Regions from separate parts of the Mus musculus genome. Here region 2 is linked to region 1. The links are chromatin loops, found by intact Hi-C in ENCODE. Cell type or tissue: gastrocnemius. All regions are shown on one strand. Links, peaks and the distances in the headings refer to the core of each region. The heading gives the core; the rest is flanking DNA. Region 1 holds the start of Ccnd1 (cyclin D1). Region 2 has its middle 46 kb from the start of Gm46023.

The links. Hi-C counts contacts between places; a loop is a spot of excess contacts. Peaks named below come from ENCODE experiments on the same cell type or tissue, not always from the same donor. Only the 100,000 strongest peaks of a DNase experiment are listed, where the experiment ranks them.
Region 2: a loop joins it to region 1, with 3 times the contacts of the local background. A loop is called at or near these places in 32 of 42 quality-filtered maps.

What each region holds. Positions count from the first base shown.
Region 1 is chr7:144,935,486-144,939,873 of GRCm38, forward strand. It overlaps Ccnd1 (cyclin D1), which reads right to left and starts at 4,346. Exons shown (of 5, transcript NM_007631.3): 1 at 4,011-4,346; 2 at 2,402-2,617; 3 at 1,809-1,968. The coding sequence starts at 4,208. In gastrocnemius, for the core only: CTCF peaks have their summits at 259 and 2,144; DNase peaks (open chromatin) are centred at 306, 719, 1,412, 2,178 and 3 more places; H3K4me3 peaks cover 2,236 bases; H3K27ac peaks cover 1,775 bases.
Region 2 is chr7:145,113,214-145,117,601 of GRCm38, forward strand. No RefSeq gene overlaps it. Among named protein-coding and RNA genes, the nearest start is that of Gm46023, 46 kb to the left of the region's middle. In gastrocnemius, for the core only: a CTCF peak has its summit at 1,651 (motif pointing left); a DNase peak (open chromatin) is centred at 1,616.

The sequences.
Region 1 (4,388 bases), core at 194-4,193:
CCTAGCTACTAACATCTGTGTCTTCACACTGGTTGCTGATGACATAGGTGTACCCTGGCTCAGTGGCATGTCTGACACCTACATACTTCATTAAGTTCAGTTTCCCACTGTCTGTATCCATCCACATAGCGCTCTGGCCACCTGTGTTAACAACCCCAACCCTAGCTAGCACATTGTTCAACTGCAGTCAGGAATCCAGGTTGGGGGGGCGGTTTGCAGAAGGGAAGTTATGCCTTCCCATCTCCTATAGGGGGAACCCCTGTCACACAGACGACAGATCTCCTGGCCTTGATGTCAGCATCTTTCCATTCACGGTGATGTCACACTGGCCTTTTCCCAAAGTGGTTCCTGTGTGACAAAGGAGCTGGTTGCTCCTACAGAGAAACAAATGCTCCAGACCACAGAACACTGGCCTACCGCAGGTCACCAAGCTGTCCTTTACCCCCACCTGTATTCCAGGGGCACAGACAAAGGCAGTAAGGAGAGCTGGAAGAGCTGAGTCCAGCTGTACCCAGATATAGCGCTTACTGGTTACTCTGCTGGCATCTAGGGGTCCCGGGAGGGGCACACTACTGCCAGAACTATCCTGGGGGAGGTTGTGCCTCTCCATCCCCAAGTTATCTCTGGGAAACTCTGCTGCCTCTCTGAAGGCACTTTCAGCTCCATAAAAGGCTGCCTGGAGCTTCCAAAGGCTCCGCTCTCCTCAGAGAAACCCCAGCCAGCTGCCTCCCTGACTGCCAGCAGGGCCACCCCCACCCCTTAGATCCTTCCAGCCTACTGATGGCCTTGCTACTCCCATCTGCCACCCCCTTGTTTGGTACCCTTGGGGCGGGCTCAGCACTCTCGGCAGGTAGTTGGCAAGCTAGAATTTCCAAATTCTCACACCAGCAGCTTAGAAACACTGGCTATGGGGCTGTCAGACATAAGAAGATGTCACTGAGACAGCGGGGGTGAGGTGGAGGTTGGGGGTGGGGGGAGATACTCTACCGGCCCTTCTGACATCACAGGCCAAACAGCTATAGCAACTGAGGTCTGATCAGGGCCACAGAGGAAGGGGGTCCTCAACAGGTGGGAGAACACCACACCCCCTCAATATTGCTAAGCCTCCTGGGTAGGGTTCTCAGTTAGAGGTGAGGAGCAGCTGTCAGAAGTAGTACTGAAACCACTCAGAAGTAGCAGGGTTGTCTATGTGTGTGGGTTCCTGCATGGCTGTCTACCATGACTTATGTCAGCCTAATCTACCTGGGGTCTGGGGCCAGGGAGGGTCCCTTGGAGGAGTCATAGGGAGGTTCTAGTTTCTCTGTTTCCAGCCAACCCTCCCAGGACTCAGCCAAAAAGTACTGGCCTGCAGTACCCCTGGTGGGGCCTCTAAGTTCCTGCTCTGGGACTGTACTGTATGTAGCTCGTGGGGCTGAGGCTGGACCATTTGTCCCATCCATGTAGGAACCCCTAGCAGGTGGCTCAGCCTGGGAGAAGCTGGTGTGTGTGTGTGTGTGTGCTCTATAGCTCGAGCTCCTTAAGAACAGAGGCAAGGCAGGAAGCCTAGGAAAAGAGGCAAAAACCTCTTCAGAAAGCATGCTGTGGCCGTACCACTTCCTGGCAGTGGAAAGGTTGGCACAGGGAAGCTGTGTCATTCTGTTAGGTCTCCAAGATACTAGCCAAGAGAATGTGCCACCCAGTATCATCTATCTCTCCAACAAACTATCTGCACCCTGGGCTCAGAATAGATAGCAAGGAAAGAGGCCTTAACCCCAGGGGGAGTGGCAAGGAGCCCGCTCTTCCTGGGAAGAATGGGGGTGGAGCCTTACCTGTGGCACAGAGGGCCACAAAGGTCTGTGCATGCTTGCGGATGGTCTGCTTGTTCTCATCCGCCTCTGGCATTTTGGAGAGGAAGTGTTCGATGAAATCGTGGGGAGTCATGGCGGCCAGGTTCCACTTGAGCTTGTTCACCAGAAGCAGTTCCATTTGCTGCAGAGAATGAGGAACACGGTCAAAAGGAAGGCAGGCTGATTCGAGAAGGTCTAAAGAGTTGGGTCAACCCGGGACCCCATACAGGTAAACAACAAAATGTGCCTGTAGAAATACTAAGGGGACAGACTGCGGACAAAAAGAATCTCCCACCGCCAGCGCCGTGGCCTGCACGTCGCTAGGGGGCGCACACCGCCCACATTTCAGAGTGGTTTCACCACAGACATGGTGGGGAGTCCAGTACGGAAAGAGGGCGGGCACAGAGGTAGAATGGGTTGGCATTCTGCTCACTGCCATTTCGGTGTCGTGCGGTGCGGTGCGGGTGCCTTTCGTGGGGCAGGAGATCTGTCCATGGATGGCTGGATCTCCTGCCATTTGCAGCTCCCACCACCCAGCATAAAGAGGGATTGTCGGTGGTGGGTTACGTGGTTACCAGCAGCTCCTCGGGCCGGATAGAGTTGTCAGTGTAGATGCACAACTTCTCGGCAGTCAAGGGAATGGTCTCCTTCATCTTAGAGGCCACGAACATGCAGGTGGCCCCCAGCAGCTGCAGGCGGCTCTTCTTCAAGGGCTCCAGGGACAGGAAGCGGTCCAGGTAGTTCATGGCCAGCGGGAAGACCTCCTCTTCGCACTTCTGCTCCTCACAGACCTGCGGGGATCCGGACCCTGACCGTCAACGTGGGAGGGGGGCGTCGCTCGATACGACCCCATTCCCTTCTCCTAGATTGCACAGAGAGGGATTCCGGTGGCCAACTCCCTGGGATGCGCTCCTGCTCCGAGGGTTCCCAGTGCCCACCCACCCTGAAACTGAAAGGGAAAGTCTTTGGGCAGCTGGCGGGGCCGGTCGAAGCAATGGTGGCCACGGAGACCCCGGTCCCCTGTTGAAATTAGGAAGCCACAAGCCAGAGAACCCCACCGCGGGGCTGGCGGGGCGCCGGGGGCTGGGCGCCGCTCGAGCGCACGCGAGACACAATGGTGGCGTCCCAGGCCGCCGCGCTGCATTTCCCAGACGTCATCTTTTCAAAAAATATTTAAAAATATTTAAAAAATAACTAGGTGCCTAAAAACGACCTGAAAATAACCATCGGACGACCCTTGATCCAAGCCGAGGGTCAGGAGCTCAGTGGACATCGGGGGGTGAGCTCCAGCAACTCAAACTCCGGGGGCCCCCCTTTTGCAGGGTGCGGGCGCTGTTTGCCTCTACAAGGGCATTATGCCTCACTTTAAAAATTATTTTAAAATATTTTGGGACCCCTGAGTCTCCTGCTGAACATCTGAAAATGTGCTTTTGTCCCCCTCCGCCCCCAGTTTGACCTAGACAGGTTCCTCCAAATCCAGAACCGCACGCACAACAGTCAGTCTCATTGACTAGGGGGCCACGCGACCTTGCAGCCTGGCGTTTTCTCTGGGCCAGGCAGCGTGTGCGGGGTACCCAGGTCCGCTGTTTGAACAAAGAATCCCCCACCCCAAATATTCCTCACACTGTCTTATTTAGTGATTCCCGGCCGCCACGAGGCCCCTCGTGCCTGTCCCAGCGCCCCTACTGCCGCTCCCTGCCCTGCCCCCAATTATTAATAAACACTTTTTGCTTTGCAATAAAGGAGCAAAGATGGCGCATAATATTGGCACGAGCGGCCCTTGCATACGTGTCCATGGATATTAATTTAAAAATCAAATTTATGCCCCCTCCCCCCTTGAGCTGGCGAAACGCGCAGGGGCGGCCCCCGCCGAGGCGCTGCAGGAATGGGGCACAAGCGGGGGCCACAGAAGCTCAGCCTGCACCCTCTGTGGTGTCGCTGACACCGTCCTCCCTCGAAGGCACCCCTCCCCGACTGCCCTCCACCAGGAAAAGGAATTCCCATCTTCCCAACTCCCAAACCTTCCTCGTTCAAAAGGACCCAATCTATTTATTTTGTGAATACCGAGTCCTAGCAACGCACCCGGAAAACTCCGTGACGGAAGGGAAGAGAAGGGAGGAAGATGTTGGTGATAGCAACAAGTTGCCAGGGGGTCCCAAGCTAGCAGCCTGTAAAGTCTCTTACCTCCAGCATCCAGGTGGCCACGATTTTCCGCATGGATGGCACAATCTCCTTCTGCACGCACTTGAAGTAAGATACGGAGGGCGCACAGGTCTCCTCCGTCTTGAGCATGGCTCGCAGCACCCGGTCGTTGAGGAGATTGGTGTCAGGGTACGCGCGGCGGATGGTCTCCACTTCGCAGCACAGGAGCTGGTGTTCCATGGCGCGGCCGTCTGGGGAGGGCTGTGGTCTCGGTTGGGCTCCGGTGGCGGCTGCTGACGCGCGCTGCCTCGCGCTGTACTGCCGGTCTCCGGAGCGCGCGGAGTCTGTAGCTCTCTGCTACTGCGCCGACAGCCCTCTGGAGGCTGCAGGACTTTGCAACTTCAACAAAACTCCCCTGTA
Region 2 (4,388 bases), core at 75-4,074, 180 kb after region 1:
GATGTGAGGGAAATAAAGACTCTGGGAAGGTGTCTGCCTGGGGCACCCTGCCTTAGGCTCCAGATGGTAACCGATGAAGGCAGAGATAGTTTGAGCTAGGCAAGCCACCCTGACACCGTACCACAGCCAAGAGGCACACAGCTCAGCTGTTGGTGACTGCCTGTACTCTACCTGGTGTGAGCTGGCCGGCTGCAGGTACAGCACCCATGGGGCCAGGCTATAGAGATATAAGGTTAAGAGCAGTCAAGTGTGAAGGAGAGAGACCCTGTTTGGTTATCTGCTCTCTGCAAAGCCCTCACTTTTGTATGGGGTGGGTTGTGGGGCTTCAGGAAGAAGAAACCATGGGTGGGAAGGACTTCCTGGTGGGCGAGCATTCGTGATTTAATGCAGTTCTTGGTAGAAAGGGCTCCTTTCTGCAACCCTTCCTCTGGGGTTAAGCCAGGCAGAAGTCACAGTCAGGTGTATCAGGAGAGCTGGGAGAACTCAGGTCACAGAGGTTCCATTTATGAGCAATAACTCCCAGTGACCTTAGAACCCTAGAGGTGAGGGGCCATTCATCCATTCACTCACTCAGTCAGTCAGTCAGTCATTCACTCACACTGCACCTTCTGGCTTTAAAACAACCTTAGCCAGTGAGGGAACCTACTTTAGGGCTGCCCATACAGCCTGCGGGGCTACAACTGTTCCCATCACAGATGGTGAAGAGCTGCGGCCCTCAGGTCTCATATGGGTGTGCACGGCAATATGGGAGCTGGGTGGCATAGAAGCTGCAGGCAAAGCGGCGGGATGATGAGGGGGTCCTCCACCCCAGCCTCTTGTTCACCTTCTGGACAGCCATGGAGACAGAAATCTCCATGAGTCCCACTGTGGCCTCAATCAGCAATCTGCCATCCCCATTCCAATCTTATCCCGGGCATCCCCAATCCAACGAGGGCTTGGCAAATACTTTTAATGTGCTCTGCCTGTTGCTAAAAGAGGGAACAGGGCAGGGCTCAGGCAGCCCTACACCCCCAGCTGCTCAGAACATTGTGGTGGCCAGATCAACAGACAAAGGTCAGATCCCAAGGAAACCCCAGGGAAGAAAGGAGAGCAGAAAGCATGTGCAAGAGCCCATCAAGAGCTCTGCGGCTGACACTGTCTGCAACCAGAGGTGGCACTGTAGCCCTGAACCAGCCAATGCTCTGCAGGGACTATAGGCCTCACGGGCCTCATTAGGGCCTGGCTTTGCCCCCAGGGCTGGGAACCCTGGATATGGCAGAGACAATGTCTCACTTCCCCCCTCCAGAAATGTCCTCTGTTGCTGGGTTTTTAGGATAGGAGATGAGTTTCCCATGAGCTGGTCATCTGGGCAGAAACAGTGGGAAGGGAGGATAATGAGGCTCAGGGACCAATCCAAAATGGAGGTAGAGAGATGGACATCCAGAACCTACCCAGTGTCTGGCTGCCACAGGAAGGGTGTGACTCCTTACAGGGAACACTGGGAATGCCTGTGGATGGCTGCTTTGGTACCCTTACCCAGAGAGGTAATGTGGCTCCTGTGTCCTCAGGAAGTATTGTTAGGCCTCCCAGACCCTACTAGACTGCTCCCAGAATTCTTCCTACTACAGGACCCCCCTTTCCTTCCTACTTGCCCATCAGCTCCACCTACTGGTTGCTCAGGGAAGGCCCAAGAGGCTTGTTAAGGGCAGAGCCTGATGTCTCAGTGTGTCCCCATTTTAGAGATGGGAGCAGAGGCTGAGAGAGAAGAGGTCACCTAGCCAGAGGGAGATGCTGGTCTGAGAACTCGGCAGGCTTGCCTCCCATAGCTCTTCTCTCTGTGGGATGGTGCCTCATCCCACCTGCGTCTACTGCACAATCCCAGAGTCCGGCATGTCTCCTGAGACTCAAGCACACTTTGATTAGCCAACTTCATGTCTTTGTGCTGATGTCTGCCTCTGTGACCCCCAACAGCCCAAATGAGTCCTACTGGGAGGGAAGGACATAGAAATCTGAATTTGTCACTTAACAATTCTCTCTTCTGTCTTCTATACTCAAAGTGTGTGCTAGACTAACTATTAACCAGTTGAGGAGTGGGGGTGGTGGTGATGATGGTGGTGGAGAGTGTGGTTATAGTGATAGAGGTGACTGCTATGCTGATGATGGTGATGGTGGTTAGGATGCTGATGATAGTGACGATCGTAATGGTGATGGTTATGGTGATGGTTATGGTGATAGTGGTGATAGTGATATTGGTGATGCTGTTGCTAGTGATGGTGAAGATAATGATGGTGGTGATGGTGTTGCTAGTGATGGTGAAGATAATGATGGTGGTGATGGTGATGATTGTGGTGATGGTAGTGATAATGGTAATGCTGATGACAATATGGTGATAATGACAGAGATGATGGAGATGCTGATAGTGGTAGTTATGATGATGATGGTTATAATGGTGGAAACAACTTGGTCTGAACATGCACCTATAGTGACAGAATTAATTCTGTCTACTCTTACCTCAAGAAGGAAAGTGAGGCCAAGAGAGGTTTAAGTCACCTTACAAGATAGCGGCTAAACCTAGAGGGCAACTGGCTGCGCCATCAGAGCAGCACTGACTCCACTCTGTACCGCTCTCTCAAAGCCTTGCTCACACCTCACACCTCACACCTCAGACCTGCCTGCATTCTTGGCCCCTTGGGGTTGTTTCTTGCTGGTCCTCAGTGTTATGCCTGTTACCCACACAGATTTGACTGTTGCTCTCGAATGTTCTTACATTGCAAAATAAGTCAAAGATGTAAAGTACAGGGCCCGGGTGTGGGTTCTCCCAGGGACTGAGGAGGGACAAGAAATCCCTCTACAGCTCTCCACACCACCTCTCTGATCTTCAGGGTGAGTCCTGGGCCCGCTGAGCAGCCTACCGAGGTGCAACAGACCTATGGTGTGTGCCCCAGGAACCCACCTGCATTCAGGCCTCTCTCTGCTATGCTTGGGCTCTGGATGGCACCTGAGGTGACTTCAGATGTGGGTGAGCACATAAACATGCCTCTGTGTGGATAGATGCCTGTTCTAAATCAGAACAAGGTGGTGTGATGTAAGGAATCTTCACAGAGAGTTACCTGGGTCATAAATGGCTGGGCTCTGCACAAACCTTTACTTGAATGATCTCATTTAGTCACCCAGATGCACTAGCTAGCAGTCTGTGTTATTTATGGGACAAGGCACTGTAGAATGCCAATCACTACCTTACGATCGCAGCTGACAGCTGTAGGAGCTGCAGCTGCTACTACCATTATCACGATCATGACCACCACCACCACCACCACCACCATCATCATCATCACATCACCTTTATCAATATCACCACCATGACTATCATCATCACAATCACTATCATCATCAGTAGCATCAGCATCACCACCACCACCACCACCACCACCACCACCACCACCACCACCACCACCATCAACATTACTGACATCACTACCACCACCAGCAGTAGCATAGTCAGCCTGTATCCTCAAGATTATCAACCATGGGAAAGCAGAACCGTGTTGGTCCCACCCTAGTCAGTCTGATCACCTGTGACTCTGTGGAAATGGGAAGCAAAATCAAATTTCAGTACACACTGGTGGGCAGAATTCTGCTGAGACAGCCCCAGATCTCACCTTTGATCCACACACACCCTCTAGCATGCAAATCCCCAGCCATGGTGAATGCCACGGAGTGATTGTCCATGATGAGAGTAGATTAGACAGCACTCACACAATTTAAGGAAGAAATACTATTCAGGAGGGACTGACATCATCACATGGATCTGTAGAAGGGGGTATCTGTACACATGAGTGTGTGCATGCAAACACACACACACCTGGGTGGTGTCAGACCCATTCCCATACACTCTGTGAAAGACAGCTGTAATGCTGGCTGACTCCTGGCAGGCTCCTAGTGACCTCCTCATTCTGAGGCATGGGCTTCATAGTCTGCTGACCTCCGTGCTCTCTCAGAGACCACACTGGTTCCTAAGCACTTTCACTACAGAGCCCAGCTTCTAGGTCACATGCACTTTGCAAAGAAGTGTCTACGTCACCACACCTGAAGATTTGTTGTACCCTGGGATAGGAATGGTGGCTGCCCAGAAACTTTCCCCCAAATTCTATTGCTTCTAAATATAGTGCCAATAAACTACCATGCATCCGACTCTCCCAAAGCTTGATTCAGCCTGGCAGACTATGTCTCCCTTAATCAAGTTTGTACTTTCTTTGTGGTTCCTTTCCCTGCCTGCCTTGACACCTGCATGGACCTCTCAACACTTGACTCCTGGCCCAGTGGGGGTCTCTTCTGGAGTGGTTGACTACCCAGCATTCTGGGGATGTTTTGCAGACTTGGAGCCAAGAGAGTGCAAAGGGCAGGATGAG